Linked DNA regions of Homo sapiens: all the other regions are linked to region 1. The links are chromatin contacts, found by Hi-C or POLR2A ChIA-PET in ENCODE. All regions are on one chromosome and are shown on one strand. The core of a region is the stretch at or near the end of the contact, and the rest is flanking DNA. Distances in the headings are between cores, read along the strand shown.

Region 1 (4,574 bases), core at 1,014-3,513:
CTACCTAAGAGTTGATAATCTTAAAATCCAAGTTAATGTTATATTGCAGTTACTTTTTTGATCTTCTCACTCCTTCTAAGTTATATTGCAGTTAAATCTTGAGGGCTGGAGACTTCATCAAGGGCAAAAATCTTTTGAATAGGCTGATTTTCTACAGAACCAGTAGCATGGAAGCAAGAAAAGAACTACTTTCATCATAGATTCCTCAACTTGCTGAGCAGTGCCTCTTTCTGGATGAACAGGAACTTAGCAATTGATTTATTTAAAAAAGGAAAAACTGGTCAGATAATCCTCCCAACGCGTCTACAAAAGTGAAAAAGAGGGGCATCAGTTGCATGCTAATAATAAATATAATTATACCAACATCAAAGTGTAAGAGAGAATAGTGACTCATGAGCATGGCCTTCGGCATCATATAGGTTTAGGTTTTTGATCCCACTCCACTTGTTCTAGGGTGAAGCTGGGTAACTCAATCTCTCTAAGCCTCTCCTCTGGAATTATAATAATACCTAACTCAAGAGTATTGTCAGGATTAAGTGAGATGATCCATATAAAATACATACTTGCCCAGGTAACTGCTGAACAGACAATGCCATTAAAACCAGAGGCCCTCCCGTCCAGGAGGGAGGTGGGGGGGGGGTCAGCCCCCGCCCGGCCAGCCGCCCCATCCAGGAGGTGAGGGGCGCCTCTGCCCGGCCGCCCCTACTGGGAAGTGAGGAGCCCCTCTGCCCGGCCACCACCCCATCTGGGAGGTGTACCCAACAGCTCATTGAGAACGGGCCATGATGACAATGGCGGTTTTGTGGAATAGAAAAGGGGGAAAGGTGGGGAAAAGATTGAGAAATCGGATGGTTGCTGTGTCTGTGTACAAAGAAGTAGACATGGGAGACTTTTCATTTTGTTCTGTACTAAGAAAAATTCTTCTGCCTTGGGATCCTGTTGATCTATGACCTTACCCCCAACCCTGTGCTCTCTCCACTCAGGGTTAAATGGATAAAGGGCAGTGCAAGATGTGCTTTGTTAAACAGATGCTTGAAGGCAGCATGCTCATTAAGAGTCATCACCACTCCCTAATCTCAAGTACCCAGGGACACAAACACTGCGGAAGGCCACAGGGTCCTCTGCCTAGGAAAACCAGAGACCTTTGTTCACTTGTTTATCTGCTGACCTTCCCTCCACTATTGTCCTATGACCCTGCCAAATCCCCCTCTGCGAGAAACACCCAAGAATGATCAATAAAAAAATAAAAAATAAAAAACCAGAGGCCCTGCTAATGGTCTCTTAAAACCAGCTGGTGATCTAGGGCAAGCGAGCAATCCTTATGCTTCCTTGCCCTATAACCAAAAGCAAAAAATCCTTTTTAAAAAAATTAACCATTTGAGCCAAGCACAGTGATGATTTGGACCCCTGCTTTCTGACTGGACCTGCTCCTGGCTCCTGCTTGTCCAGAGTTTTCATAAACAGACTAGGTGACCCCTAATGCAGATTCCCTGACAATCTACAGGCCTAAACGTGAATTAGAAAAAAGTGAGTAGGGTGCCACTTTTTGGAGAAGGGCTGAAGAGAAACAATAATCACTCCAATCTCCGAGTTTTGCCCTTTAGCTTCTCCGCTTTGAGGGCAAAAGGCTGACGGTCTTAACCTAAACTCTGGAGGAGGATGTAGTCCCCAGATTTTTTCTTTCTTTACTTTTTTTTTTTTTTTTTTTGAGACGGAGTCTCGCTCTGTTGCCCAGGCTGGAGTGCAATGGCGCGATCTCGGCTCACTGCAACCTCTGCCTCCCGAGTGCAAGCGATTCTCCTGCCTTAGCCTCCCAAGTAGCTGGGATTACAGGCATGTGCCACTACACTCGACTAATTTTTGTATTTTTAGTAGAGACGGGGTTTCACCATGTTGGTCAGGCTGGTCTCAAACTCCCGACCTCAAGTGATCCGCCCGCCTCAGCCTCCGAAAGTGCTGGGATTACAGACGTGAGCCATCGCGCACGGCTTAGTCCCAAGATTTTAGAGCCAAGAAGCGTTTGCAGGAGGACGTAGGGAAAGACTGACTCCCCTCCCTACAAAGCCCCTTTTCCTTTGACACCTCCTGGCCAAGGAAAACCCTAACCACTGGAGACTTCCAGAGACGGCCAACTCGCACAAACGCTGAAAAAAAAAAAATCCCAAAAGCTCCTCTGTCCCCACTAGAAGCACCGCCCCCCGTACGGGCGTGCGTGAGCGTGCGTACGCACAGGCTGCTGGGATGCCGCTTTTCCCTTCTCGGTCTTCCAGTTTCCCGGCGTGCTTAGGGCGCGCCAAATGGGAGGGGGAGACGCAAGATGGCGGCAGCCGCGAACTCCGGCTCTAGCCTCCCGCTGTTCGACTGCCCAACCTGGTGAGTGGCGGGGCGGCCAGGGCTAGAGTGGCCCGGCCGGAGCTAGCCTGGGCTGGAAGGGCGGCTCTTTTTTTACTTTTCTGCTGCGAGCCGAACGGCTCAGAAACCCCGGAATGGTTGAGGAAAAACTGTTTGCTGCACCGGGCCGGGCGACGTGTTGAAGAACCGAGAGCCTGGAGCCCAGGCCCAGGAACTGAAGAAACCCGGGGTTGGGGGCTCAAAGGCGCTCACTTAGGCAGCCCCTTTGAGCGATTAGCCAGTCGCCGGAGCGCTTCGAGGCCTTGGCCCGAACTTACGCCCAACTCTTGACTGAGTGCCTGGTGCTCTCGTGGAGCATCGCATCTGGCCCCTTCCTGTACGTCCCGAGCGCGCTCGAGCCAGCCCCGGCCCCAACCCTACCTCCAAGCCCCGCATCCCTCTGTGGTTGCTGCATCCCTCGTGCGGCACTTGTCTGTCTGCCACAGAGAATACGAGGGTAGGTTAGCGCCATCCCTGCCCTCAGGGAGCTCCCAGTCTGTGGCACTAGTAGGCATTAGTAATGGTTGGCATGAACCCTTTTTATCCCTTCGAAAGTTCTTGGGAATAATGAAATAATTTAATTTGGTCTTTGAGTAGGGTACAAGTTGAATAAATATGAATTACCTTACAAGGAAACGCTTCTGAATTAAGAGTTTTTTTCTGCTGTAGCTCATCGCAGTGTATTGTTTGTTGCTTGTCTCTGTCTCCCGTTGTATTGCCATCCTCAAGGGCAAAGACTGCATCTTTGTATTCCCAGCTCCTAGGCCTGAGTCAGGCACATAGTAGGAATTCAGAAAGTATGTTTTGGATGTAACATTCCTCCTTTTTCCTGGACAAAATGGCCTTTTGTCCGGTGCATTGTCCTTTCCATAGAGGAGGGGTTGGGGCAGGATTGTGAGATGACTGTGTTGAATCTTCAGTTAGCTAGACAAGGATACGTTTTTTCATGTGCAAATCTAAAGGTTCTAGTGAGGTGGTTCTTTTTTCTAACTTCAAATTAGCAAACCCAAAAAGCAAGCAAATGTGTGGCTATTTTCTGGATCGCTTTGCACTTTTGTAGTAGTTGCTTCAGTCTACAAATTCTGTATCCATTTTGATCCCTCGCTGTATTGATTTCAAATTTGGGCCGAGATAGCAAACATAGTTAGAAAGCACTGTTTTTGAGATCACCTACCCTTTCCTTAGGATCTGGTAGGTACCAGGCACCGTTAGGTGCTTTGACATATGAGTCTCCCTTGAATGGTATGGCTGTAGGATATAGAGGAAACGTCCCCTAATCATGCTGTTGTAGAAAGACCTGTTTCAAGGGTAACATATTCATTTGGTACCTGGTTTCATGGGGCATGATTTTGAATTGCCCTAGTTCCCTAATTATGCACCTCTGATTTGGTTTCAGAGCTCAGGACAGTACTCTTTGCTTACTCTGTGATGAGACTAATCTTGATGAGCCCCAAACAGCAACTAATTTATTCGGTCTTTATATGATATTGGAGTAGGGGTGGATTTCAGATTCAAACTCCAGGTGACTAGACCACCCCAGCTATCGTACTTGCACTCTCTATGCAGTTCTTTCTCTGAGGTGAAGATCCAGTGTTAAAATATAGGTTTCTTGGTGCTGCTCTAAATACAGATCTACTAAAATCTGTTGCAGAGCAATTGAATCACTAGGGAAGTAAGTGTCAAACGTAGAATGGAGCTGTAATAACAGTGAAGTGGATGACATTTCTGCTTGAACATGAACTAATTATAGGCTGGTAGGAGAGCTGCAATGTTGAATGGGACAATGGTTGTAAATAGCATTTATAAACCCATCCTGAAAATGCTTTTTTCTATTTTTATTTTTCAGGGCAGGTAAGCCCCCTCCCGGTTTACATCTGGATGTAGTCAAAGGAGACAAACTAATTGAGGTATGGAAATACATGTCTTACTTTTTTGGCTGCCACACTAAAGATTTTTGCCAGTGACTCACTTTTCCACCCCCTCTCCTGTGCTTTGTTTTCCAGCAATGCTACTTTCTTTCATCCTGATTTTTTTTTTCTGTTAAAAGCACATGGTGACATCACACATTTAAAGCTTATGTCTACCACAGACACTCAATTTTTTGTGACTTCTCTCAAATGAAGGGTTTTAATAGGTCATGGGTCCTGTGGGCCCCAGTCAAACTGGAAGCCCTGTTAGCTTGG
Region 2 (4,878 bases), core at 1,414-3,913, 600 kb before region 1:
GCTATGTGCCATAGACTGTGCTAGGAGTCACAGAAACATCACCCACTCTTCTCTATCAGTATATCTAAGATCCTCTGTGACCTTGCCAGCATTAAACAAGACTTTAAAATGGGGGTTCTCTGGCCGGGCGCGGTGGCTCATGTCTGTAGTGACAGCACTTTGGGAGGCAGAGGCGGGTGGATCACGAGGTCAGGAGATCGAGACTATCCTGGCTAGTACGGTGAAACCCCGTCTGTACTAAATGAAATGACAAACTGGTGGCGGGCGCCTGTAGTCCCAGCTACTCGGGAGGCTTAGGCAGGAGAATGGTGTGAACCCGGGAGGCAGAGCTTGCAGTGAGCAGAGATTGCCCCACTGCACTCCAGCCTGGGCGACAGAGCAAGACTCTGTCTCAAAAAAAGAAGAAAAAAGTGGGGGGGGGGGTGGTCTCTGCCAAAAACACAGGATGCTAAAATGATTTAAAAATGAGGGTTCTGGATTTGAATAGTGTAGGCTTTAATCCCAACTGTACCACTTCCTAGCTATGTGATTGTGGGAGTCTGTCTTTCTTTCTTTTCTTTTTTCTTTTTTTGAGATGGAGTCTCTCTCTGTTGCTCAGGCTGGAGTGCAGTGGCACGACCTCGGCTCACTGCAACCTTCGCCTCTAGGATTCAAGTGATTCTCCTGCCTCAGCCTCCTGAGTAGCTGGGATTACAGGCACGCGCCACCACGCCCGGCTAATTTTTGTATTTTTAGTAGAGACGGGGTTTCACCATGCTGGCCAGGCTGGTCTTGAACTCCCGACCTCAGGCGATCCACCCGCCCTTGGCCTCCCAAAGTGCTGGTATTACAGGCGTGAGCCACCGCGCCCGGCCGGGAGTGTTTCTTTTTCTTTTACTTTTTTTTTTTTTTTTTTTTTTGAGACGGAGTCTCGCTCTGTCGCCCAGGCTGGAGTGCAGTGACGCGATCTCGGCTCACTGCAAGCTGCGCCTCCCGGGTTCACGCCATTCTCCTGCCTCAGCCTCCCGAGTAGCTGGTTCTACAGGCGCCCACCATCACGCCCGGCTAATTTTTTTGTATTTTTAGTAGAGATGGGGTTTCACCGTGTTAGCCAGGTGGTCTCTATCTCCTGATCTCGTGATCCGCCCGCCTCTGCCTCCCAAAGTGCTGGGATTACAGGCGTGAGCCACCGCGCCCAGCCCGGGAGTATTTCTTAATTCACTAGTAGCACTTATCTCCCATGGTAAGTATTCAATAAATGTTAGATATTATTCAGTTTAATTAACCCAATGACCCTAACCAAGGTTGCAGCCTGAACCTGGGGAGCTGCAGATAGATGATCTCAAAGCTTTCTTCTAGTCCCAAAGTCTATGATTTTTTATATTCAGTAGAACAGCTGTGGTGGAGAGTTCAGGGGGAATGACCCACAATATTTTTAGGAGAAAGGCATAAAAGGCTTTGTGAGCGGTTTCACAAGGATAGGTTCTTACTCCTCTAAATGGGGAGAAATCTCCCTTGCGGAGAAATCACCAGCAATTAGAATACTACCTTTGTCTCTGGGAGTATTCAGGTATTCACAGACAAATTCGTACTCATGATGTGAGCAGAATTGGAAAAAAAAAAAAAAAAAAAAAAAAAAAACAAGCGACACATGGAGTGATAAACACTATAAATGCCAAATACATATATTCAGTCCTTACTGAGAGCGGGTGCTGTCTGGTTTTCACAGGAAAGACAGGCAGTGTTAAAAGGCTCAGACTCTGGTGTCAGGCAGATCTGGGTCTAATTCCCAATTTGCCAACTTATCAGGACCCCGGGGGCAAGTTGCTTTTAGCCTTTCTGCTTCAGCTTTCCTTTTCTGCAAAACACAGACAGCAATAGTACCTAGCTAAGAGACTGTACCCAATCCAGTGCGAATAAAAGTGAATTATTGTTAGTATCTGACAAATGGCACCCTATGGGTGACAAGTTTCCTTTGTCAGAAGGTGACACGTCTTCCCTTTCTGACTTGAGGTTTCACGGGTGGGGCCTGGTCTCTGCCTTAAGAAGATAGGCTTAGTGCCACCCTTGTCACCTTGGGAACTTCCTTAATAAAGAGGAGGGTCTCTCCTCCATCAGACCCGGGACTCCACAAGGCTGGAACTGCGTCTCTTCCTCAGAGGTGGGAGCAGCAGTGACTCCGCTAGGGTCAGATGGACCTAGTCGCTCCCATCACCCCGAGGGCACCCAGAGTGTGTGTGGCTGACTCCTCTCCAGGCTACTCAGCGTAGGCCCGATTCTCTTTCATTCTCTTCCTTAAGGCCCAGGAGACGTCAGTGAGGACTGTGCCACTTCAGCAGCCCCCCAGAGCAGGAAGGAGTGGGCTGAGGAGCCCCCCGGGGCCCTAGCCTGAGAGGTCCCAGAATTCGGGGGCTGAGAGGAAGTCTTAGGAGCTCTTAAGGGGCTGTGAGGGGACCTGGGGTTCAGTGGGCGAGCGTGTGGGCGGGTGTCCCAGAAGCGGTGTGAGGAGCGTTTTACCCGGTGGTGGGGTGGGAGGTGCGTCCGGGTAACTAATGGCAACCGGGCGGGGTGAGCCCGCTCTGCAGGAACTCCTCGACGGCGAAAAACTACGACTCCCAGGGTGCCCCAGGGCTTAGCCCAGCTTTCCCGCCCGCCCACTGGCTGCCGGTCCCGCAAGCGGCGAAGCCCATTGGCCACGGCGGTGCGGGGCTCCCCCACTAGCAGGTTAGTGGGCGCCGCCGGCAGCAGACGTTGACCGGGCGCGGGGGGGTAAGTGGGGGGGCCCGGCTAGCCATTCTGGAAGCGGCCGGGCGCAGTCTTCGTAGCGTACCCGCCGGCTGCGAGGCGCAGGGCGGAGGCGGAGACTGCGTGGCGCAGGCGCGTTGCTGGGCTTCTCCTGGGTCCCCAGACAGCTGGAGGAGATAAACAGAGGAGGAGGAGGGAGGGGAGTGCGTGTGTGAGAGCGCGCGAGGGAGTGTGAGTGTGTGTGAGCGCGGGTGTGAGGCGGTGCGCAGGGGCGGGCGGAGGCGCTGTCCGGCCCCGGCCAGGCGCCGGGCGGGGAGCATGGGAAGGGGCTAGAACTGCTCGAGCCCCCCAGCCCCCTCCCCGGGATCCGCGCCCCCCTTCCCGGGAGAGGGGCCGCCCCCCCCGGACGGACATGGGCTCCTGAAGTTGCGCCGCTGCCGGTCGGGGGAAGAGACCTGACAGGTACGGGTCACCGCCGCCCCCTGCCCTCCGCGGGCGCCGAGGCGGGGACCGGCTCCCGCAGCCCCGGTGAACGGGCCGCCCGCTCTGGGCCGGCTCCAGCCCTGCCGGCCTGGGGGCCTGAGCCTACCCGCCTCGGGGCCCCGGGTGTCCCGAGAGGGGCCAGGCCTCGCCGGGGCGGAGGGCAGAGTGGTCCGGGGGCGGGGTGGGGGCGGAGGGTTTGGTCGGGACGCGGGGGGAGGCTGTGGGAGTCCGGGGAGGCTCTGCGGAGGGAGAGGTGGAAGTCATTCCATCATGGGACTTTTTTGCGGAGTTTTTGTTTGACATCTGATCTGGCGCCGGAGTCAGGAAGAAGGGGCAGGTGTAAGTGCTGGGAGGGCAACGCCGACCTGACCTGCCCTCTTAGCTTCTCGCTCTCTCTCTTTCTGTTTTTCTCTCTCTCTTTCTGTGTGTGTGTGTGTGTGTGTGTGTGTGTGTGTGTGTGTGTGTCCACAGCAGATGCCTTCAGTGGCCCATCCTGGCACCAAACAACTCTGCCAAGGTGTTTCCACCAGGCGACTGTAGCACCCCGTATACAAAGGGCCTCTGCTTGGGAACGGGCTATTCAGTACCCACTTCAAAGGGTAAATAGGAAGTGAGGAGATAGAAGAGAGACTGCGAACCAGCAGGATCCACTTCTTGGACTGAAAGCCGCAGTGGGACGCCCCTTTGCCAGATTGGTTGACTTTGCTTGGTGGCTTGGGCTCTCTCTCCTCTGCGGGTGTACTCCCAGGGTTTCTAGAGGAGAGGTACAGGGGCCTGTAACTAATGTCTTAATAGCCGAATTTGACTGTTTTCCCCAGAGTTCTTTTCTTCTGTGACTTTCTTTAACCTCCTGAAGTACTGGTAGAGCAACGTTATAGTTTTTCTCTCAAGTTGGTGATTTTAGGAGCCTGGTAGGGTGGCTGAAGCTTCCCCATTCATTCCAAGGATGGGGTAGATGATCTGGGTAAAGTGGCAGTGAAGTCTTCCCTTTCTAACAAAGCCTGAAACCGTTTTGAGAAGAAACTATTTTGAGGGCAGCTTCTGACTCAAAGACGTTACGAAATCCCCACCTAGGACACCGGTATGCCCAGTGGTCCCTACTAAGCTTTTCTGTGTCTTTTAGAGTCGTTGAGTGGCCAGCTTCTGCTCACTGTACTGAAGGAACTACTTAATGCTATTTCTGTCTTGAGTTCTGGCTTATTCTTCCTTGTGATTCTTATATCTTTAGCGGGATTGAATTGAATTTTTGCTGTTGAGTGTAATAGCCAGATCCTCTGTAACAGACCAGGGAGTAACTAGTTGGGCTCCTTTGGGCCAAGTCTGAGACTTACTGAGGTTTCTTCATTGTAGGTTGTTGTATTTCGTTGGCAGGTGGGAAATGACCTTTTCCGTCATAGTTTGTGATCATGCTGCTTTAAGGCTGGAGTCCTGCTCTCCTTTCCTTTTTTGACCTATATGGGAGCACTTCTGTTCGAGTCTTATCTCAATTTGAAGGAACAGTGCTTTTGGATCAACTCTGCCGAATAATTGAGCAGTAGCCCATATTTCTGCCTGGGACACCTTCATTGAGGGTCACGAGGGAAAGAGAGAACACGTGTAAATATTATGATGATGATGTTAACAACTATTTACCAGTTTCATACAATTGACAGTTTTTTTTAGCCGGGAGGA
Region 3 (4,399 bases), core at 180-2,679, 840 kb after region 1:
TCTCAAAAAAAAAAAAAAAGAGAAACTTACTTAGTAGGGTTGCTGTGAGGATTATACAAGACAGAAGCATCTTCACCAAGCCATAGGCCATAGAAAGGTCTTTTTGTTTGTTTGTTTTTTGAGATAGAGTCTCACTCTGTTGCCCAGGCTGGAGTGCAATGGCCTGATCTCGGCTCACTGCAACCTCCGCCTCCCGGGTTCAAGTGATTCTCCTGGCTCAGCCTTCTGAGTAGCTGGGACTAGAGGCGCGTGCCACGACGCCCGGCTAATTTCTGTATTTTTAGTAGAGACGGGGTTTCACCATGTTGCCCAGGCTGGTCTCGAACTCCTGGTCTCAAGTGATCTGTCCGCCTCGGCTTCCCAAAGTGTGGGATTACAGGCGTAAGCCACCACACCTGGCCATAGAAAGGTCTTAATACGGCCGGGCGCGGTGGCTCACGCCTGTAATCCCAGCTCTTTGGGAGGCCCAGGCGGGTGGATCATGAGGTCAGATATTGAGACCATCCTGGCCAACATGGTGAAATCCTGTCTTTACTAAAATACAAAAAAAAAAAAAAATTGCCGGGCGTGGTGTCGCGCGCCTCTAGTGCCAGCTCTTCGGGAGGCTGAGGCCGGAGAATCACTTGAACCCAGGAGGCTGAAGCTGCAGTGAGCCGAGATCGCGCCACTGCACTCCAGCCTGGCCAAAGAGCAAGACTCTGTCTAAAAAAATAAATAAATAAATAAAAAATAAAGGTCTTAATACTTGTTAATTACTATTACTGACCCCAGGAACTCTCTGAAGCACTTTTCATGCAGGTATCACCTTCTTTAGCACTCACATTATGTCTTATCGGAAACAGGTTTAGAGCTGTCAAGAAATTCCTCCAGAGTCGTTTACACTTCCAGCAGGGGAGTCAAGACTTCAACCCAGAAACTCACAAGCAGGAAAAACTTGGCAAACAGGCACGGGTCAGACAATGCTTAGGGCTTGCTCAAGGACTCGTGACCAGTTACTGATCTATGCAGATCTTCTGATTGCAAACTGATAGCTGGATTGTAACTTGAAGGGTCCGATAAGATGTAAACTTCATAAAACAGGATTTGGGGAGGTAAATGGAGTAGAGTCCTCCAGAGGAGTCGAGAAAGCTAGCTTGGCCCTCAATTGTGGTTGAGGTGATTCTTTCATTTAGGGCCTATTTTCCTCATCTATGAGTGCGGGAAGGAGAGTTACTGGGGTCTCTAGCGACCTTTCCAACACTGATTTTCAAGGGCGAAAGAATTCTGCTTAGGTAAGGCCCAAATCCCTTGGCTAAGGTTAATCCTCGGTGGGACCGGCAATAGGGACGCGTCCCCTTTAAGGCGCCAGCTCTCCGGCGGCGGCGGCCGGAAGTGTTGAAGCCCGGCCTGGCGGCGGCGGTGGCGGTAGCTGCCGTGGCGGCCTCTGCGCATGCTCCGTCGCCTGCCCGCCCTGGCCGCTCGCCGCCCGCCCGCCCGACGGAGACGGTGAGGAGGGGGAGGGGTGGGCGCGCGGGCGCGGGGTGGGGTGGGGGCGGGGGGGCGGGCGCGGGGGCCGCGCGGCGGCCGGCGAGGGCGGGCGGGCGCGCAGGGGGCGGGGGGCTGCTGCCTCCGCGGGCGCCTCCCCACGCCCTGTGCGTGCCGCCGCCGCCGCCGGGGAGCGAGCGGACGTCGCGGCGCCGCGGGGGGGTGGGGGGACGCTGCCGCTGGGTCCGCCCGAGCCGCCGGGCCGCCCCCAGCGCAGCCGGCCGCGCCGCCGGGGCTCGGGCCCCAGACCAGGGCGGCGGGAACCGGCGAGTCCACCACTGGGGGGGCCCCGGCGCCCCCGGACCGAGGGGCCCGGAAGTACTCGGCTCAGGGGCCAGGAGGGGCCGGAGTGACTCCGGACTGAGAGGGCCAGGCGCCCAGGACCCCATCGAGGGGTCCGGGGAGCCTGGGGTATCCCCAAAGGCGGGGTCCGGGGAGCACCGGGCCCTTGGATGAGGAGCTGGTTGGAGGCCTGGGTCCTGCCCAGTGGGAGGGGGACGATAGGTGCTGGAAGCCCGGATGCCCGCCTGGGAGGAGACCCTCTCGGAGCCTTGGCGGGAGAGCAAGAGTACAGAGTGGGTTCTTCTGAGGAGAGCAGAGTCCAGCTTATCCCGAGGGGCGCGGTAGAGGCCTCGGCCACTCAGAACAAGGGAAAAAAGGGCAGGTTTTTTCCAAAGGCAGGGAAGGAAGAGGAGCTCTAAGGGGAAGTGAGCAGGCCCAGGTCTCCCCACAGATGAGCGCGTGGTAGGAAGACTCCTAGAGCCTCCTGAAGTACGAAAGAGCAGCGTCCAAACCTGAGGGGATGGAAGGTGTCTAGGTGCCTCTTGATGTCTAGGTGGAGAACAAAGTAACCCGCTCGGTCAGGGGATGGAGAAACCTATCTTTTTGAGAGAAGCAGAGATCGTTGAGGAAAGATGCTTAAGGTGTTCCCGCTTTCTGAAATGACAGGAATTGGCCAGGTGTTATCTAATTGAGGGGCAGGAGAGATGAAGGCAAAATCTCAACCCGAGGGTCTTTGGAGGATGATCCACAAGACAAGAGGGTGAAGTCTTGACCTAGACAGCAGAGCAGGCGCAGCCCTGGATTCTCTCAAGATGAGAGAAATCTCAAAACCACTTCCTAGTAGACACAGATGGGGCCTTGATTGGTGTCTGTTTAGGCCAATCAAGACGGGTTTTAGGAAAAGAGACTGTCAGACATAATTCTAGTCTTGAGGGATTATCTTCTTCCTCCTTGCCTCTTCTAATAGTTACCAAAGTGCATTTGGGGACCCTTTTTATTTATTTATTTATTTATTTGTTTTTTGAGACGGAGTCTCACTCTATCGCCCAGGCTGGAGTGGTGGCTCACTGCAACTTCCGCCTCCTGGGTTCAAACGATTCTCCTGCCTCAGCCTCCCGAGTAGCTGGGACTACAGGCGCGTGCCACCACACCAGCCAATTTTGTTGTTGTTGTTGTTGTTGTTTGAGACGGAGTTTCACTCCTGTTGCCCAGACTGGAGTGCAATGGCGCGATCTCAGCTCACTGCAACCTCCGCCTCTTGGGTTCAAGCGATTCTCCTGCCTCACCCTCCCGAGTAGCTGGGGCTACAGGCGCCCGCCACCACACCCAGCTAATTTTTGTATTTTTAATAGAGACGGGGTTTCACCATGTTGGCCAGGCTGGTCTCGAACTCCCAACCTCAGGTGATCCCACATCCTCAGCCTCCCAGAGTACTGGGATTACAGGCGTGAATCACTGCGCCTGGCCCAACCAGGCTAATTTTTTTGTGTTTTTAGTAGAGACGGGGTTTCACCATGTTAGCCAGGATGGTTTCGATCTCCTGACCTTGTGATTCGCCCGCGTTGGCCTCCTAAAGTGCTGGTATTACAGGCGTGAGCCACTGCGCCCGGCGGGGGAAACTTATTCAATGGTTGCACCGTCTCCTAATTTGAGAGCCTTATATCAAGGATGTATATTTAATATCTTACTTAAATGATTTTTTTTGGGTTCCTATTTACTTCAGCAAATACATTGTATAGGTAGCTTCTACTCAGCTTCATTGGGTTTATTGTGGGGGCAGTATTTTGGTCTTGCCCTAAGCCAAAGTCCACCGGACTGTAGCGGGATGACTCCAAATAACTCTTATCCCATCGCTCCCTCAAACATCTACATAATAGTCTCCAGTCTGTGACTTAGAATTTCACCTCCTCTGGATACTTCCCTCAGTGTTTCTGCATAATTTACTTGTTGACCTCATTACATCTTGTAGCACTATGGATCACCCACTGAATGCATGAGAAGAAATAAAGGGGATATCAAGGAGTTTTGGCCTCAAGTAATAATAAAGTTTTAACTTGGATTTTTCCCCCCGTTTTAAACAAAACTGTAGTTTAGAGTGGAAATTTCTTTTTTATTTTATTTTTTTGGGGGAACAGAGTTTCCCTCTGTTGCCCAGGTGAGAGTGCATTGCGGGATCTCAGCTCACTGCAAACTCGATCCTCTCAGCTCAGCCTCCTGAGTAGCTGGGACTACAGGTGCGTGGCACTGCGCCCGCCTAATTTTGTTAGTTTTCTGGCGGGCGCTGTGATTTATGCCTGTAATGCCAGCACTGTGGGAGGCCGAGACAGGCGGCCTCCCAAAGTGAGCGGCCTCCTCGGCCTCTCTTTAGCTCGAGTTCCAGACCAGCTTGGGCAACATGGTGAAACCCCGTCTCTACAAAAAATGACAAAAATTAGATGGGCGTGGTGGAGCTAGTTGCCTGTGGTCCCAGCTACTCTGGAGGCTTAAGTGGGAGGATCGCTTGAGCTCCGGAAGTCGAGGTTGCAGTGAGCCGAGAGCGCACCACTGCTCTCCGGCCTGGGTGACAGAGTGAGACTATGTCTCACTAAAAAAT
Region 4 (4,231 bases), core at 239-2,738, 540 kb after region 1:
CCACCGTGCCAGGCCAATAAATATATTTTAAATATTTTTTTGAGACAAGGTCTCCCTCTGTCGTCCAGGCTGGAGTGTAGCGACACCATCACAGCTCATTGCAGCCTGGACCTCCCCAGCTCAAATAATCCTCCTATTTCAGCCTCCTGAGTACCTGGGACTACAGGCACGTTCCATCATGCCCAGCTAATTTTTAAAATTGTTTTTGTAGAGATGGGGCCTCACTCTGTTGCCCAGGCTGGCAGGCTGGTCTCAAACTCCAGGGCTCAAGGGATCCTCCCGCCTTAGCCTCCCAAAGTGCTGGGATGAGAGGTGTGAGCCACTGCACCCGGCCAATTTTTTTTTCTTCTTTTTTCTTTTTCTATTGAGACAGGGTCTTGCTCTGCTGCCCAGGCTGGAGTGCACTGGTGCGATCTCGACCCCCCAGGCTCAAGTGATCATCTCACCTCAGCCTCCCACGTAGCTGGGACTACAGGAGCTTGGCACTAGGCCCCGGATAATTTGTTTGTTTGTTTGTTTGTTTGTTTTGCGACGGAGTCTTGCTCTGTCGCCCAGGCTGGACTGCAATGGCAAGATCTCGGCTCACTGCAACCTCCGCCTCCTGGGTTCAAGCGATTCTCCTGCCTCAGCCTCCTGAGTAGCTGGGATTACAGGCATGCGCCACCGCGCCTGGCCAATTTTTTTAATTTTATGGATAGTGTATTTGAAAAGTCACATCGATTTTTCTCCTGGAATGTCCTCTAGATGTGCCGTAGCTTCAAGTTTTACATGTAGGTCTAATTTAGGTTGTGTGATACAATGGGTTTGCATTTAGAAGGGTCCTCTGGCAGCAGCAAGGAAGGTTTTCGGAGGGTGATAGCCTAGGGCCTGAAACTACTGAGACTTGGAGAGAAGTGATGGTGGCTTTCACTAGGTGATAGTAGTGAAGGATATCGAAATGAATTAAAATACTGGGGATGTAGAATGACTGGACTTAATGGCTTGAGGGAAGTGTCCAGAATGATTCCTGGGTTTCTTACGCACAACACTGAGGGTAGATAACTTGCTTGTACGTTTTTTGCACTTCAAATTGGTCCTCAATAAATAGTTTTTCCTTTGGGGAGGTTATGATTGAAATTTGGCCAGTCAGGGATACAGTTTTCTCAAACAACACTCTTGTATCAGTTCCCTTTTTGGGTACTGCCTGGAGCCCAGTATTGAACCCTGTCCTCCCAAGCCCAAAGACCTTTGCCTCCCATAGTACCAGGAAAGGTGCCCAAGTTCTTTTACACACAAGGTGCGCAGAGCGGCCAGCGCATGCCCAGAGAGGTCGTAAGGAGGACGACCGCCCGGAGAGAAAGGACGCACGCTTCCCGCCATTTTGTTCAGCTTGCCGGGCAACCGGCCCCTGCTGGGGACTACAAGTCCCGTAAGCCTCCGCGGCGGCACGTCCTACCCTACACTGTCCAGCCGGCTCCCTTTTTCCCCCTCCCCGGGGGCCAAGGGCTCCGGCTGCTGCCTGGCGGCCAACGGGCCAGGTAGGATTTCCGGGAGAGGCTGCTGTGGAGGCTGAGGAGGCGGCGGCGGAGATCTGGGTAAGTTCAGCGAGCAAGGGAAAGTGAGCAGGACGCGCTCAGTATCAGGCTGCGGCCTCCTCTCAGGCTGCGGCCCCTTTCTTGGCTCTGCGAGAGGGTCCCGGTCCGGGCAGAAGGTAACGGCCCGGGTCGCCGTCGCTTCGGGCCAGGGCGGGGCGGGGCCGCCGCCTCCCTCCTCGGCCCTCCCACAACGGTCCAACCCGGGCTTCTCCGCCTGAGGCAGGGCCCGCGCAGGCTCGCCCTCTCCGCCCCCCGAGACTTGGCTGGGCCCTTTTGTCTGGGCTGCGTTGCTCCCCCTTTGTGTCCGTGCATGGAGTCTCCGCCACGGGGGAGCCTGTTCCCCCGGTCCCCAACAGGGACTGCTCCCTGGGGATCCGGTTACAGTAACCGGATCGGGTCAAAGTACATTTTTCAAAACCGTCCTGCCTCAGACCTCTGCACCCCTGCTGGGCAGAACGGGGGCTTCGGAGCCAGGCGGAGTTTCTGTAAAAACCTGGAGGTTATTATTTAACTTTCAAACATCAGCCTGGGCGGCTTCAGGGCACGAAACTCCCGACGTTTTTCTTGGTGGAGAGATGAGATTAAGGAAAAGAAGCGACCCCTCTCTCCCACCCTCTACACCCCGGCTCCGGGAAACCGGGAAGGCATCGAATTTGCTGCGATGTCTGTGCAGCTCACATCTGTGATCGGTGGACCAAAGAACCAGTGGTGAATGGTAGAATGGCAGTTCACGCACCTCCCAAATCTCGGAGGAGAGTGACTTACAGGGCATCACTGATTGCTTGCAAAAAAAAAAAACCCTCCAGTGCTTCATTCGGACACTCAGCTCCTCGCTCCTTCCAACCTCTTCCTTTTCTTGTTCTTTTTAAAACAAACAGTGGAAGGAAAAAGTCCTTCAGTGGAAGAATTTGCTTTATAGAGGAACCAGAAACCCAGTGGCTTCTAGAAGTCACTTACTTTTTCGCCAAATTAAAGAAATGAATTTCGGGCGTGGTGGCGCGCGCCTGTAATGCCAACTATTCTGGAGGCTGAGGCAGGAGAATCGCTTGAGGCCAGAAGTTCGCGACCAGCCTGGGCAACACAGCAAGACCCCATCTTAAAAAAAAAAGGAATGAAGCCCGTTTAGAAATGAAGCCAGTTTAGGGGATGAGGTGTGGTAGATTCTTACCGGAAACCGCGGAACTGCGTGGATTGTGGATTCGATCAAATTTGGCTAGATAATGGTAACTGTGTATGTCCTCCTGTTGGAAGACTGCATTGCTAGAATCAGCTTAAGGTAAAATTTGTTTGTTTGTTTCATTTAAGAGACAAGAGTCTAGCTTGGTTGCTGAAGCTTGAGTACAGTGGAGAGCTCCTAGTTCACTGTAGCCTCGAACTTCTTGGCTTAAGCCATCCTTCCACCAGAGGCTCCCAGATGCCTGGGACTAGAGGCATGAGCCACTGTGCCCGACTATTTAATTTAATTTATTTATATTTATTTATTTATTTTGAGACAATCTCACTTTGTTACCCAGGCTGGAATGCAATGGCACGATCTTGGCTCACTGCAACCTCCACTTCCCAGGTTGAAGCGATTCTCCTGCCTCAGCCTCCTGAGTAGCTGGGATTACAGGTGTGTGCCACCATGCCCAGCTAGTTTTTGTATTTTTGGTAGAAACAAGGTTTCACCATGTTAGCCAGGCTGGCCTTGAACTCCTAACCTCAGGTGATCCACCCGCCTCGGTCTCCCAAAGTGCTGGGATTACAAGCGTGAGCCACCGTGCCTGGCCAATTTTTATGTATTTATTTTTTGAAATAGGGTCTCGCTGGGTTTCCCAGGCTGGAGTGCAGTGAGTTGAGCACTGCTCACTGCAGCCTGGACCTCCTCCTGGGCTCAAGCCTCTGCCTCCAGAGTAGCTGGGACAACAGACACAGGCCACCAGCGCAGCTAATTAAAAAAATTTTTAAAAAAATTTTTGTATTGATTGGGGTCCCACTCTGTTGCCCAGGCTGGTCTTGGACTCCTGGGCTCAAGTGATCCTCCCTCCCAAAGTGCTGGTATTAAACCTTAAGATAAAGAATACTGTATTTGTTTTTTGAGATAGAGTCTTGCTCTGTTGCTCAGGCTGTGCAGTGGCGTGATCTTGGCTCACTGCAACCTCTTCCTCCTGGTTTCAAGCGATTCTCCTGCCTCAGCCTCCCGAGTAGCTGGAATTACAGGCATGTGCCACCACTCCCGGCTAATTTTTTTTTTTTTTTTAGTAGAGATGGTGTTTCACCGTGTTGGCCAGGCTGGTCTGGAACTCCTGACCTAAAGTAATTTACCTGCCTCCGCCTCCCAAAGTGCTGGGATTACAGGTGTGAGCCACCGTGCCTGGCCAATAAAAAATTCTAAAGAAGGTCATTGCAAATAACCCTTTTGAAAAATAGGTTAATTCGTGTTTCAAGTCTCTGGGATGAGGACAGCCAGGAGGACCCCTTTACATGAATCAGGGAAGGTTACTGAAGTTAGATAGGTTAATTCCTGCCCTAGCCGAGTAGGCAAAATAAAGCCCTTCACCCTGTATTACTTTGTTTGATATCTCATAATGGAAGTGACTTACTCTTGAGAATCCTAGATTGTATTAGTAATACTGTATAGGGATGGTAGATCCTTAATGCAGTTCTTCAATTTTTAA
Region 5 (4,924 bases), core at 1,726-4,225, 680 kb after region 1:
GTGCATGCCTCTAGTTCCCGTTACTCAGAAGAGGCTGAGGTGAGAGAATCGTTTCAGCCCTGGTGGTCCAGGCTGCAGTAGTCCTGATCACACCACTGCATTCCAACCTCAACAACAGAGCGAGATCTTGTCTCAAAATAAAATAAATGCTGGGGTTTCATGTCTTCCCATCACTCTCCTCATTCTTCCAAGACGACTTTAGCCACCATGCTAATTCTTACAACTTCTAAATATTTTATCACCAACTCAGATTTCTTACAGGAAGCCCAACCCCATATATCTAATTGCTCTTTGGACTTATATACAACCAGATGTTACTCAGGTAACTCGTATATACTCCAATGTGGACATTACTCCTCCCCCACTGCCTGCATTTCCACTTATCAAGGTTAGAGACCATAGTATGTTCAGCCTCCTAAGCCTGAAACTCTGGTATCCTCAAGTTCTTCTCTTACCTTGCAATTCCAGTGGGACGACAAACCCTACATCAGAAATGTCTTTTTTTTTTTTTTTTTTTTTTTTTTTTGAGATAGGTTCTTGCTCTGTTGCCCAGGCTGGAGTGCAGTGGCATGATCACGACTCACTGCAGCCTCCATCTCCTGGGCTCAGGTGATCCTCACACCTCATAAGTAGCTAGGATTACAGGAATGTGCCACTACACTCAGCTAACATTTTTTTTAAAATTTTGTAGGCCGGGGTCGGGCGCAGTGGCTCAAGCCTGTAATCCCAGCACTTTGGGAGGCCGAGGCAGGTGGATCATGAGGTCAGGGGTTCAAGACCAGCCTGACCAACATGCTGAAAACCCGTCTCTACTAAAAATACAAAAATTAGCTGGGCATGGTGGCGGGCGCCTGTAATCCCAGCTACTCAGGAGGCTGAGGCAGGAGAATTGCTTGAACCTGAGAGGCGGAGGTTGCAGTGAGCCGAGATCGCACCACTACACTCCAGCCTGGGGGACAGAGTGAGACTTCATCTAAAAAAAAAAAAAAATTTGTAGGCCGGGCACGGTGGCTCATGCCTGTAATCCCAGCACTTTGGGAGGTCAAGGCGGGCAGATCACGTGGTCAGGAGTTCAAGACCACCCTGGCCAATATGGTGAAACCCCGTCTCTACTGAAAATACAAAAATTGGTGGGGCATGGTGACACTTGCTTGCAGTCCCAGCTACTCGGGAGGCTGAGGCAGGAGAATTGCTTGAACCCAGGAGGCAGAGAATGCAGTGAGCCAAGATCGAGCCACTGCACTCCAGCCTGGGCAACAGAGCAAGACTCCATCTCAAAAAAAAAAAAAAAAAGAATTGCTGCGATAGTAAATAATGTACGTAATAAAGCATTCAGAACAAAATCTAATATGTAGGAGGAACACCATAAACGTTACTACTCAAGATAGCCCAGCTGTGATAGCTCTGTCTCTCTAGCCAACGTTTTTCCACCTTACACCACACTAAAAATTCCATCATATTTGCAACATTTCTTATGTATATATATCGTAAGCATTCTTTACTTGCCTACTTCATATTCAGAGGGTTTTGTGTGTGGTAAAATATACATAAAACTTGCCATTTTTAACTAGTTTAAAATGTATAGGGGGCCAGGTGTGGTGGCTCAGGCCTGTAATCCCAGTACTTTGGGAGGCCAAGGCGGGCATCACTTGAGGTGAGGAGTTCGAGAGCAGCCTGGCCAACATGGTGAAACCCGGTCTCTACTAAAAATACAAAAATTAGCCGGGCATGGTGGCATGCCTATAGTCCCAGCTACTCGGGAGGCTGAGGCAGGAGAACTGGTTGAACCTGGGAGGTGGAGGTTGCAGTGAGCCGAGATCACACCACTTCCTTCCAGCCTGGGCGACAGAGCGAGACTCCGTCTCAAAAAAAAAAAAAAAAAAAAAGTCCAGGTGCGCTGGCTCATGCCTGTAATCTCAGCACTTTGGAGGCCGAGGCGGGTGGATTGCTTGAGGTCAGGAGTTCGAGACCAGCCTGGCCAAGATGGTGAAACCCCGTCTTGCTAAAAATACAAAAATTAGCCAGGCACGGTGGCGGGCGCCTGTAATCCCAGCTACTGGGGAGGCCGAGGCAGGAGAATCGCTTGAACCCGGGAGGCCGGGGTTGCAGTGAGCCGAGACCGCGCCATTCCACTCTAGCCTGGGTGACAGAGCAAAACTCCATCTCGAAAAAAAAAGAAAGAGTATAGGGCAGTGCTTTTAATTACATTCATTCACACTGTTGTGCAATGGAGTTTTTTATTTTTTATTTTTATTTATTTTTATCCGGGCCAGGCCTGGAGTTTTTAAACTTTTATCTGATTCGTCTAGGGGCACTTTCATCTTATTTACCTTCACATTTATCAAATTATTTCTTTCACAGGTGACAGAGCAGATTCAATTCCTTTTGATACTCCGTATTTCTCTATATGTATTTTTTTCATTCTGCATTCTTATTATTCCAACGTTTTACTTATTTATTTGGAGAGAGAGTTTCGCTCTGTCGACCAGGATGGAGTGCATCGGCGCGATCTCGGCTCACTGCAACCACCGCCTCCCAGGTTCAAACGATTCTCATGCTTCAGCCTCCCGAGTAGCTGGGACTGGAGGTGCGCGGCACCATGCCTGGCTTATGTTCTGTATTTTTTGTAGAGACGGGGTTTCGCCATGATGCCCAGGCCGGTCTCGAACTCCTGGCCTCAAGCGATCCGCCCCTCACGGCCTTCAGAGCTGCTGTAATCACAGGCGTGAGCCACCGCGTTCGACTCTTCCAAAAACTTTTTGGCCAGTTTATCTAAGGGCATATCCTACAGACTGAGTCCAGTGATTGCACAGAAGTAAACGTCCTCTGCAGCTACATACCTACAAACCTATTTCTGTAACGTACATTCCCCAGCAAGGTCCCGCGGGAAGGATCCACTACCGCGAGAGGCCTCCCAGCCAGGAAGGGGTGGGGCTCAATCTGCAGTAGATTCCCAGAAGCCTCAGTGAGTTTCTGATTCTCTAACTGCGCATGCTTCTGCGCACGCGCAATAGACATTCCAGGACTTCCGGGCACTTCGTAAGGTTTAAAAAGGATGCTTCGCGTTTTCTCTCTCCTTTTTGGAGACAGATTCGCAGTGGTCGCTTCTTCTCCTTGGTAAGTGTGATCCTTGGTAAGTGTGATCAGATGCTTGCCACCGGAGTTGTGGGTCTAATGCTATAGATCAGTAGCCGAGCTTCCCTAGGAAGATCATATAGTATTTTATTTATTTACTTTTTTTTTTTTTTTGAGACGGAGTCGGTTTGTCACTCAGGCTGGACTGCAGTGCTCGTTGCAACCTCCGCCTGCCGGGTTCAAGCGATTCTCGTGCCTCAGCCTCTCCAGCAGCTGGGATTACAGGCACGTGCCACCACGCCCGGCCAATTTTTGTATTCTTAGTGGAGACGGGGTTTCGCTATGTTGGTCAGGCTGGTTTTGAACTCCTGATTTCCGGTGATCCACCACCCTCGGCCTTCCAAAGTGCTGGGATTACAGGCGTGAGCCACCGCGCCTGGCCGGAAATCATGTAATTTAAAACTATATATGGGTGTCTTAGGCGGCATCGGTCCCAACTCTAAAGTACGCGTTAGACGGGCCTGGGCCAGAAGTGGGCCATGGAGACCTCGGGACCCGCAGGGCTGCCGCCCGACCCAGCGAGCCTCTGAAGGTGCACCGCCACCCCCACTGTTTATCTTACTGCCTCATAGTAGGCACATTGTCGTTCTCAATATAATTGCACACAGTTTTATTCTGGATCCTCATTTGCCTTTAAGAATTTTCTCAATTTTTCTTTTTATTTGATCGCACCACTGCAACCTCCGCCTGCTGGGCTCAAGCAATTCTCCTGCCGCAGCCTCCCGAGTAGCTGGGACTACAGGCGTGTACCACCGCGCCTGGCTTATTTTTGTATTTTTAGTAGAGACGGGATTTCACCATGTTGGCCAGGCTGGTCTCCAACGCCTGACCTTGTGGTCCGCCACGCCAGGCCGAAGATTTTCATAATTTGGAAGCATTGCGTTTCGTAATTATGCTTTCTCGTATTTTTGTGATTTGGGTCATTTTTATTTTTATATTTTTAGGATTACAGGCGTGAGCCATCGTGCCTGGCCGATTTGGGGGTAATTAACAAGTCCACGTGTTTCATTTGAATTTAGGATAGCTGGGCCTAATTGTTGTCTTTGCTTCTGCGGTACCTTCCACATAGTACTAACCGCCTATTGTAAAGTAATTAGAATAGCTGAATATGCATGTTACCAGTCTAGAAACCGATTTTTTTTTAACACCCCACTGTGGACAGGGTGGAAACTCGTTTGCTTTCTTGTTTAAGATCTGTAGTAACATGAATGGATGAAATTGTTTCCTATTGGATTCTGTAAATTTATGCGTTACACTGATTGTCCAACGTGGATACACCCGGGAGGTCACTCTCCCCGGGCTCTGTCCAAGTGGCGTAGGGGAGCATAGGGCTCTGCCCCATGATGTACAAGTCCCTTTCCACAACGTTGGAAATAAAGCTGGGCCTCGTGTCTGCGCCTGCATATTCCTACAGCTTCCCAGAGTCCTGTCGACAATTACTGGGGAGACAAACCATGCAGGAAACAGCCTTCTAGAGCACTGAATCTGGATTGAAGTCTTTTTTTTTTTTTTTTTTTTTGGAGATGGAGTCGCTCTGTTGCCCAGGCTGGAGTGCAGTGGCGCACTCCATTGCCTCTGCCTCCCGGGTTCAAGTGATTATGCTAAGTGATTCTCCTGCCTTGGCCTCCTGAGTAGCTGGGATTACAGGCCCCCGCCACCACGCCAGGCTAATTTTTGTATTTTTAGTAAAGACAGGGTTTCACCATGTTGGTCAGGCTGGTCTCAAACTCCTGACCTTGTGATCCGCCAGCCTCTGGCCTCCCAAAATGTTGGGATTACAGGCGTGAGC
Region 6 (4,703 bases), core at 1,252-3,751, 680 kb before region 1:
TGATTTCTCTCCAGGAAGCTAACTGCCATCAAGGTATAGGTGCTGATGGCTTAGTTCCATGTAAGGCTCTGCTACTGTGACCAGCTTGGCACAAGAGCCCTGCACCAGGAACCCAGCTCCTGGATCTGTCAAATTAGAGGCACCACTTCCCTCCCGCTGCATGTCCCAGAGCCTGCCTCACACCAGCCCGGCAGCACCGCTCAGCTCCTGCATGTCCTTGGGAGAGCTGGAAGGTTTCCTGCCAAATTCCCAAACCCAAATCTCAGGCAGAGGGGACAGCAGAGTCCCAGGACCTCATGCCTTCCACAGCCAGCTGGGGGCAAGCTGAAAATGCAAAGGCAGTTGTCAAAGTCCCCCTGAACACCACTTTCAGGGACTTCTGGGCAATGTAGGCTCCAGTAAGCTCCCCCAATCACTCAGCAGAACAGAGTGCTCAGGCCTAGCAGGGAGACCAATACTCTGAGAGCAAATAAGTTGTCTGTTTCCTTCTCCCCAAAAGAAGGTTTCAAAGTCTCTTCAGGCCTGAACATCCCTAGGCTCCCCCATCTACCTCATCTACTTGATTGAGCAGCAGGCCAGACAGCACCCTGAGACACAGCCAGGCAGCGACCTGGGGGTGAGCTGGGGTCAGACCAAGCCTCAACCTCCTCTACTCTCCCTCCACTTCCAAAACAGACTTCAGAAATTTCCAGGGCCCCTTGTCCCACAGATTCTATAAAGTATGGCATTCCTGGGCCGGAAATTGACTCAGGGGCTCCTAACTAGCCTGGACAAGCAAAGCTGACAGATAACATTCTGGAGATGAAGGAAAGGTGGGAATATGGGGATCCCCTGTGTTCCACCACACTTGTAAGTTTCCTGTGCCCAGGTCTCCACTATGCTTAAACTCCTCAAGCAGGCCAAGTAGAAATATACTCCATCCTGGAACACGCTCCAGTGAAGCCTGTCATAAATTGCACTGGTTGCTGTTGACAGAGCAGAATGTGCCACTCGCCAGAAGACACTCCTTTCTGTCTCACACACAGCGGGGTGCCTGGCTCCCCTGGGGGTCTGGCCCAGCCAGAGGAGACTTGCCAGTCGTGGAAGCCTTACTGAAGGGACCTAGGATCAGAGGCATCCCATTCTCTAATCCTGCTCTCTTCTGTGCACAGTGCTGGCTCCAATCTTGGGAAGCCTCAGATCACAGATCAGAAGCCACAGAACTGGAGCCTGAGAAGGACCAAGGTGGCAGGATGGAGACTGCCTACTTTATGGGGGTAGTTCAGATCCTTACTCCTGGACAGCCTCAAATGGTGCGAGATGAGGCAAGAAGCTCACCAGTCTGGTGGCGGCCGCAGCATCGGAGCAAACGGGACTTACCTATCTTCATGAGGCAGGCCAGAAGGATCCAGAGGGAGATCTCGAAGGGGGTGCGCACGTGTGTGTAGTCGATGCCCAGGACTGGAAAGGCCTTGCGCGGCTTCATGCCATGATCAGTGACGGAATGATTAACAGGGCGGCTCTCTGGGGTGACCTCCGGTGGAGCGGTGGTGACATCCCCAATCGAGCGTTCTCGTGGTGGCTCTGAGCTTCGAATGGTGCTGGCAGTTGGGCTGAGCTGGAGGCCATGGCTCCTGAGAACAGGCAGCAGCCCCACCAAAGCAACCACCACGAGTAAGGAAGGGAAGATCCGATGTGGAGAGAGGCCACAGATGCCAGACCGCAGAACCATGGTGCTGCTTCCAGAGCCAGCCTCGACCTTACCCAAATGAGAGTAAAACCGGGCACATAGGTAGCAAAGGGTCAGCAAGTGGGAAGAGAGACTGGCGTAGTCTCTAGGAAAAGTTCATGTTTTAGAGAGGCATTTCCATGGAAGCAATTTTCTGGGGGTGGAGGGAGGCTGGGTTTGCAATCTGGAACTCCAAAGTGGGGAAAGGGGGCAAGGACCCAGGAACGACCACGAAAGGAGACCAAAAGGTCTGGAACTCCGGGCCTGGGAAGGGGGAGGACGGATGTGGGAAACTGAGCCCTAGGGATAGAGGAAGGGGCAGGATAGGGATAGTGCAAAGGAAAGGAAGAAGGAAGGCTGGGACCTTTGGCTGAGGAAAGTGACTGAGGAGCTGGGACTCTGGGCTGTGGGCTAAAGGAAGGGGTAGGGAGCCTGAGCTAAAGGAAGGGGACCGAAGGGGGTGAGAGCCAGTCCAGGAAAAGGAGAGAGGGGGCTGGGAGCCCAGGCTGAGAAGGAGTGAAACCGGGAAGCGGCCGGGAGCTTCTCCACCCAGAGAGGGGCAGGGGTCCAGGCGCGCCGGGCTGAGATTCCGGGGAAATGGAAAGAGGCGGAAGGCAGGCGGCCTGGCGGGAAGGCGCCTCGGCGCGGGCTGGGGGCGGCTCGCGGTGGGCCAGCAGCAACACGCCCCTCCTCGCGGCCCTGGCGCGACGCGGCGCTCCGCCCCGGCCCAGCTGCAGCTCCTCCTGGTCCAGCTCCAGAACTAACCCTAGCCCCGGCCCCGGCGGCAGCAGACTGAAGCCTAGCTGAGCCCGGCGCTGTCACTTATAGGCACCAGCGAGCAGCCGGTGCGGCGGGCTAGAGAGACCGTCGGCACCCGCCCAGCGCAGCGGCCCCTGTCGCCGAGGGAAAGAAGTATCGCGTAGGAAGAGGAAGGAGAGTCAGAGATGACAAAAAAAAAAAAAAAAAAAAGTCCTGAATATACAGAGAACCTCACTAACGCGAGTAAAATGCCGACTACTTACAAAACGATTTCACGTCCACATCTGCAGTCTCATAAGGGCTTTCGAATAATCCTGTGAAGAATGTATTATTAGTTTATGTATTTAGTTACCGTGTGACCTTGAGCAAGTTACTTAACCTGTTTCACAACTTTCTCATCTGTTAAGTAGAGACAGTAATAGTGACTATGTCAGAGGGATGATGTAATGACTGAGACAATCCGTGTAAACTATTTGGAATGCACCCTGGCACATTATTACAATTCCACTTTTACAGATGAGGAAACAGGTGAAGAGAGTCCCCTGGCTACTATGCAAGTAGTTGTATTGCTTACTAGGGCTGCCGTAACAAAGTATCACCCCAAACTGGGTGGCTGCAACAACAGAAATTGATTGTCTCACAGTTCTGGAGGCTGGAGGTCGGATCTAGGTGTTGGCAGGGTTGGTTTCAGCTGAGAGCTATGAGGGAGAATCTGTCCCATGCCTTTCTCCTACCTTCCAGTGGTTTGTTAGGACTATCTGGTATTCCATGGAGTTCTCCTGGTGTCTCTGTCTCTGCGTCCAGATTCCCCGCCCACACTTTATTTTTATTTTTATTTTTTTTGAGATAGAGTCTGGCTCTTGTTGCCCAGGCTGGAGTGCGGTGGCGCCATCTCAGCTCAATGCAACCTCTGCCTCCTGGATTCAAGCGATTCTCCTGCCTCAGCCTCCAGAGTAGCTGGGATTACTGGCACCCACCACCACGTCCAGCTAATTTTTGTATTTTTAGTAGAGATGGGGTTTCACCATGTTGGTCAGGCTGGTCTCGAACTCCTGACCTCAGGTGATCCACCCGCCTCGGCCTCCCAAAGTGCTGGGATTACAGGGGTAAGCCACAACCCCCAGCCAGATTTCCCCTTTTTATAAGGACACCAGTCATTGGATTAGAAATCCAACGTAATTACCTCATCTTAACCTGAACATCTTCAAAGACTGCATCCTAATTAGTCCATCTTCATAGGCACTGGGCATTAGGACTTCAACTTCTTTTGCCGGGACACAATTCAACCCACAACAGTGGCATGCTTTAAGTAGTGGAACTTAAATTTGAACCTATAGTTTGGTTGAAATTGGTGAGGTTCAAGGGATCATGGCTGTACAATGGAATCACTGGAAAGCTTTTTTAAAATACCATTGTCTAGGCCGGGCGTAGTGGCTGACGCCTGTAATCCCAGCACTTTGGGAGGCCGAGGCGGGCGGATCACGAGGTCAGGAGATCGAGACCACGGTGAAACCCGGTCTCTACTAAAAATACAAAAAATTAGCCGGGCGCAGTGGCGGGCGCCTGTAGTCCCAGCTACTCGGGAGGCTGAGGCAGGAGAATGGCGTGAACCCGGAAGGCGGAGCTTGCAGTGAGCGGAGATCGCGCCACAGCACTCCCGCCTGGGCGACAGAACGAGACTCCGTCTCAAAAAAAAAAAAAAAAAAAAAAAATTAGCCGGGCGTGGTGGCACATGCCTGTAATCCCAGCTAGTCAGGAGGCTGAGGCAAGAGAATCACTTGAACCCAGGAGGCGGAGGTTGCAGTAAGTCAAGATTGCACCACTGTACTCCAGCCTGGGCAACAGAGCGAGACTCTGTCTCAAAAAAAAATAAATAAATAAAAATAAATACCATTGTCTGATAAAATTAGCTGTGCTTGGTAGTCCTAGCTGCTTGGGAGGCTGAGGCAGGAGTATCATTTGAACCTAGGAGTTTGAGACTACAGTGAACTATGATCCACCACAGCACTCTAGCCTGGGCAACAAAGGGAGACCCTGTCAATCATAGTAATCATCATCATCATCATCTTTTGTAAAATATCATTTTCGGGGACCCACCGTCAGAGATTTAGATTCAATTACTTCAGGGTAGTGCCAAAGTATTTTTTTCAAAGGCTCTGATATACAACTAGGGTTGGGAGGTATAGAAATCACTGAAATGCTGTCCCTGTTTTGCAGAAGAGTACATTAAGGCCAA

Evidence for each region. A loop is a pair of places that touch in the nucleus more often than their neighbours do. ChIA-PET counts read pairs that join two places held with the same protein, here RNA polymerase II (POLR2A). Pooled maps may share reads with other maps.
Region 2: a map of naive thymus-derived CD4-positive, alpha-beta T cell shows a loop between it and region 1 (4-fold over the local background). The contact joins the promoter of WDTC1-DT here to the promoter of PPP1R8 in region 1. A Hi-C loop is called at or near these places in 1 of 168 maps with a recorded cell type or tissue (naive thymus-derived CD4-positive, alpha-beta T cell) and 8 of 50 pooled maps. POLR2A ChIA-PET finds 5 or more read pairs at or near these places in 1 of 52 experiments (activated naive CD4-positive, alpha-beta T cell).
Region 3: a loop to region 1 is called in a pooled map, with 21 times the contacts of the local background. The contact joins the promoter of GMEB1 here to the promoter of PPP1R8 in region 1. A Hi-C loop is called at or near these places in 8 of 50 pooled maps. POLR2A ChIA-PET finds 5 or more read pairs at or near these places in 2 of 52 experiments (B cell and WTC11).
Region 4: a loop to region 1 is called in a pooled map, with 5 times the contacts of the local background. The contact joins the promoter of PHACTR4 here to the promoter of PPP1R8 in region 1. A Hi-C loop is called at or near these places in 6 of 50 pooled maps. POLR2A ChIA-PET finds 5 or more read pairs at or near these places in 5 of 52 experiments (Caco-2, H1, OCI-LY7 and 2 more).
Region 5: a loop to region 1 is called in a map of CD8-positive, alpha-beta T cell, with 7 times the contacts of the local background. The contact joins the promoter of SNHG3 here to the promoter of PPP1R8 in region 1. A Hi-C loop is called at or near these places in 2 of 168 maps with a recorded cell type or tissue (CD8-positive, alpha-beta T cell and naive thymus-derived CD4-positive, alpha-beta T cell), 2 of 37 single-sample maps with no recorded cell type and 8 of 50 pooled maps. POLR2A ChIA-PET finds 5 or more read pairs at or near these places in 6 of 52 experiments (AG04450, Caco-2, H1 and 3 more).
Region 6: a loop to region 1 is called in a map of gastrocnemius medialis, with 7 times the contacts of the local background. The contact joins the promoter of SLC9A1 here to the promoter of PPP1R8 in region 1. A Hi-C loop is called at or near these places in 1 of 168 maps with a recorded cell type or tissue (gastrocnemius medialis), 1 of 37 single-sample maps with no recorded cell type and 5 of 50 pooled maps. POLR2A ChIA-PET finds 5 or more read pairs at or near these places in 1 of 52 experiments (HEK293T).

The regions. Positions count from the first base shown.
Region 1 is chr1:27,828,519-27,833,092 of GRCh38, forward strand. It overlaps PPP1R8 (protein phosphatase 1 regulatory subunit 8), which reads left to right and starts at 2,264. Exons shown (of 7, transcript NM_014110.5): 1 at 2,264-2,373; 2 at 4,238-4,298. The coding sequence starts at 2,318. LOC124903885 (a long non-coding RNA gene) reads right to left here and starts at 3,265. Exons shown (of 2, transcript XR_007065562.1): 1 at 2,231-3,265; 2 at 1-303. RefSeq lists enhancers at 1,743-2,528, 2,402-2,571, 2,529-3,313 and a silencer at 2,192-2,271.
Region 2 is chr1:27,231,766-27,236,643 of GRCh38, forward strand. WDTC1-DT (WDTC1 divergent transcript) reads right to left here and starts at 2,664. Exons shown (of 3, transcript XR_947117.2): 1 at 2,497-2,664; 2 at 1,680-1,837. It overlaps WDTC1 (WD and tetratricopeptide repeats 1), which reads left to right and starts at 2,867. Exons shown (of 16, transcript NM_001276252.2): 1 at 2,867-3,186. RefSeq lists silencers at 2,687-2,746, 2,947-3,096, 3,287-3,336, 3,497-3,546.
Region 3 is chr1:28,667,355-28,671,753 of GRCh38, forward strand. GMEB1 (glucocorticoid modulatory element binding protein 1) reads left to right here and starts at 1,430. Exons shown (of 10, transcript NM_001319674.2): 1 at 1,430-1,485. RefSeq lists silencers at 1,402-1,541, 1,572-1,681, 1,692-1,981 and enhancers at 2,512-2,561, 2,612-2,671, 4,170-4,399.
Region 4 is chr1:28,368,252-28,372,482 of GRCh38, forward strand. It overlaps PHACTR4 (phosphatase and actin regulator 4), which reads left to right and starts at 1,489. Exons shown (of 14, transcript NM_001048183.3): 1 at 1,489-1,574. RefSeq lists enhancers at 661-1,616, 1,267-1,561 and a silencer at 1,643-1,862.
Region 5 is chr1:28,502,968-28,507,891 of GRCh38, forward strand. SNHG3 (small nucleolar RNA host gene 3) reads left to right here and starts at 2,976. Exons shown (of 4, transcript NR_036473.1): 1 at 2,976-3,117; 2 at 3,253-3,360. It overlaps RCC1 (regulator of chromosome condensation 1), which reads left to right and starts at 3,076. Exons shown (of 13, transcript NM_001381865.2): 1 at 3,076-3,117. It overlaps SNORA73A (small nucleolar RNA, H/ACA box 73A), which reads left to right and starts at 4,398; the gene lies at 4,398-4,604. RefSeq lists enhancers at 3,890-4,184, 4,376-4,924.
Region 6 is chr1:27,152,624-27,157,326 of GRCh38, forward strand. SLC9A1 (solute carrier family 9 member A1) reads right to left here and starts at 2,502. Exons shown (of 12, transcript NM_003047.5): 1 at 1,360-2,502. The coding sequence starts at 1,711. RefSeq lists a silencer at 2,222-2,451 and an enhancer at 3,397-3,896.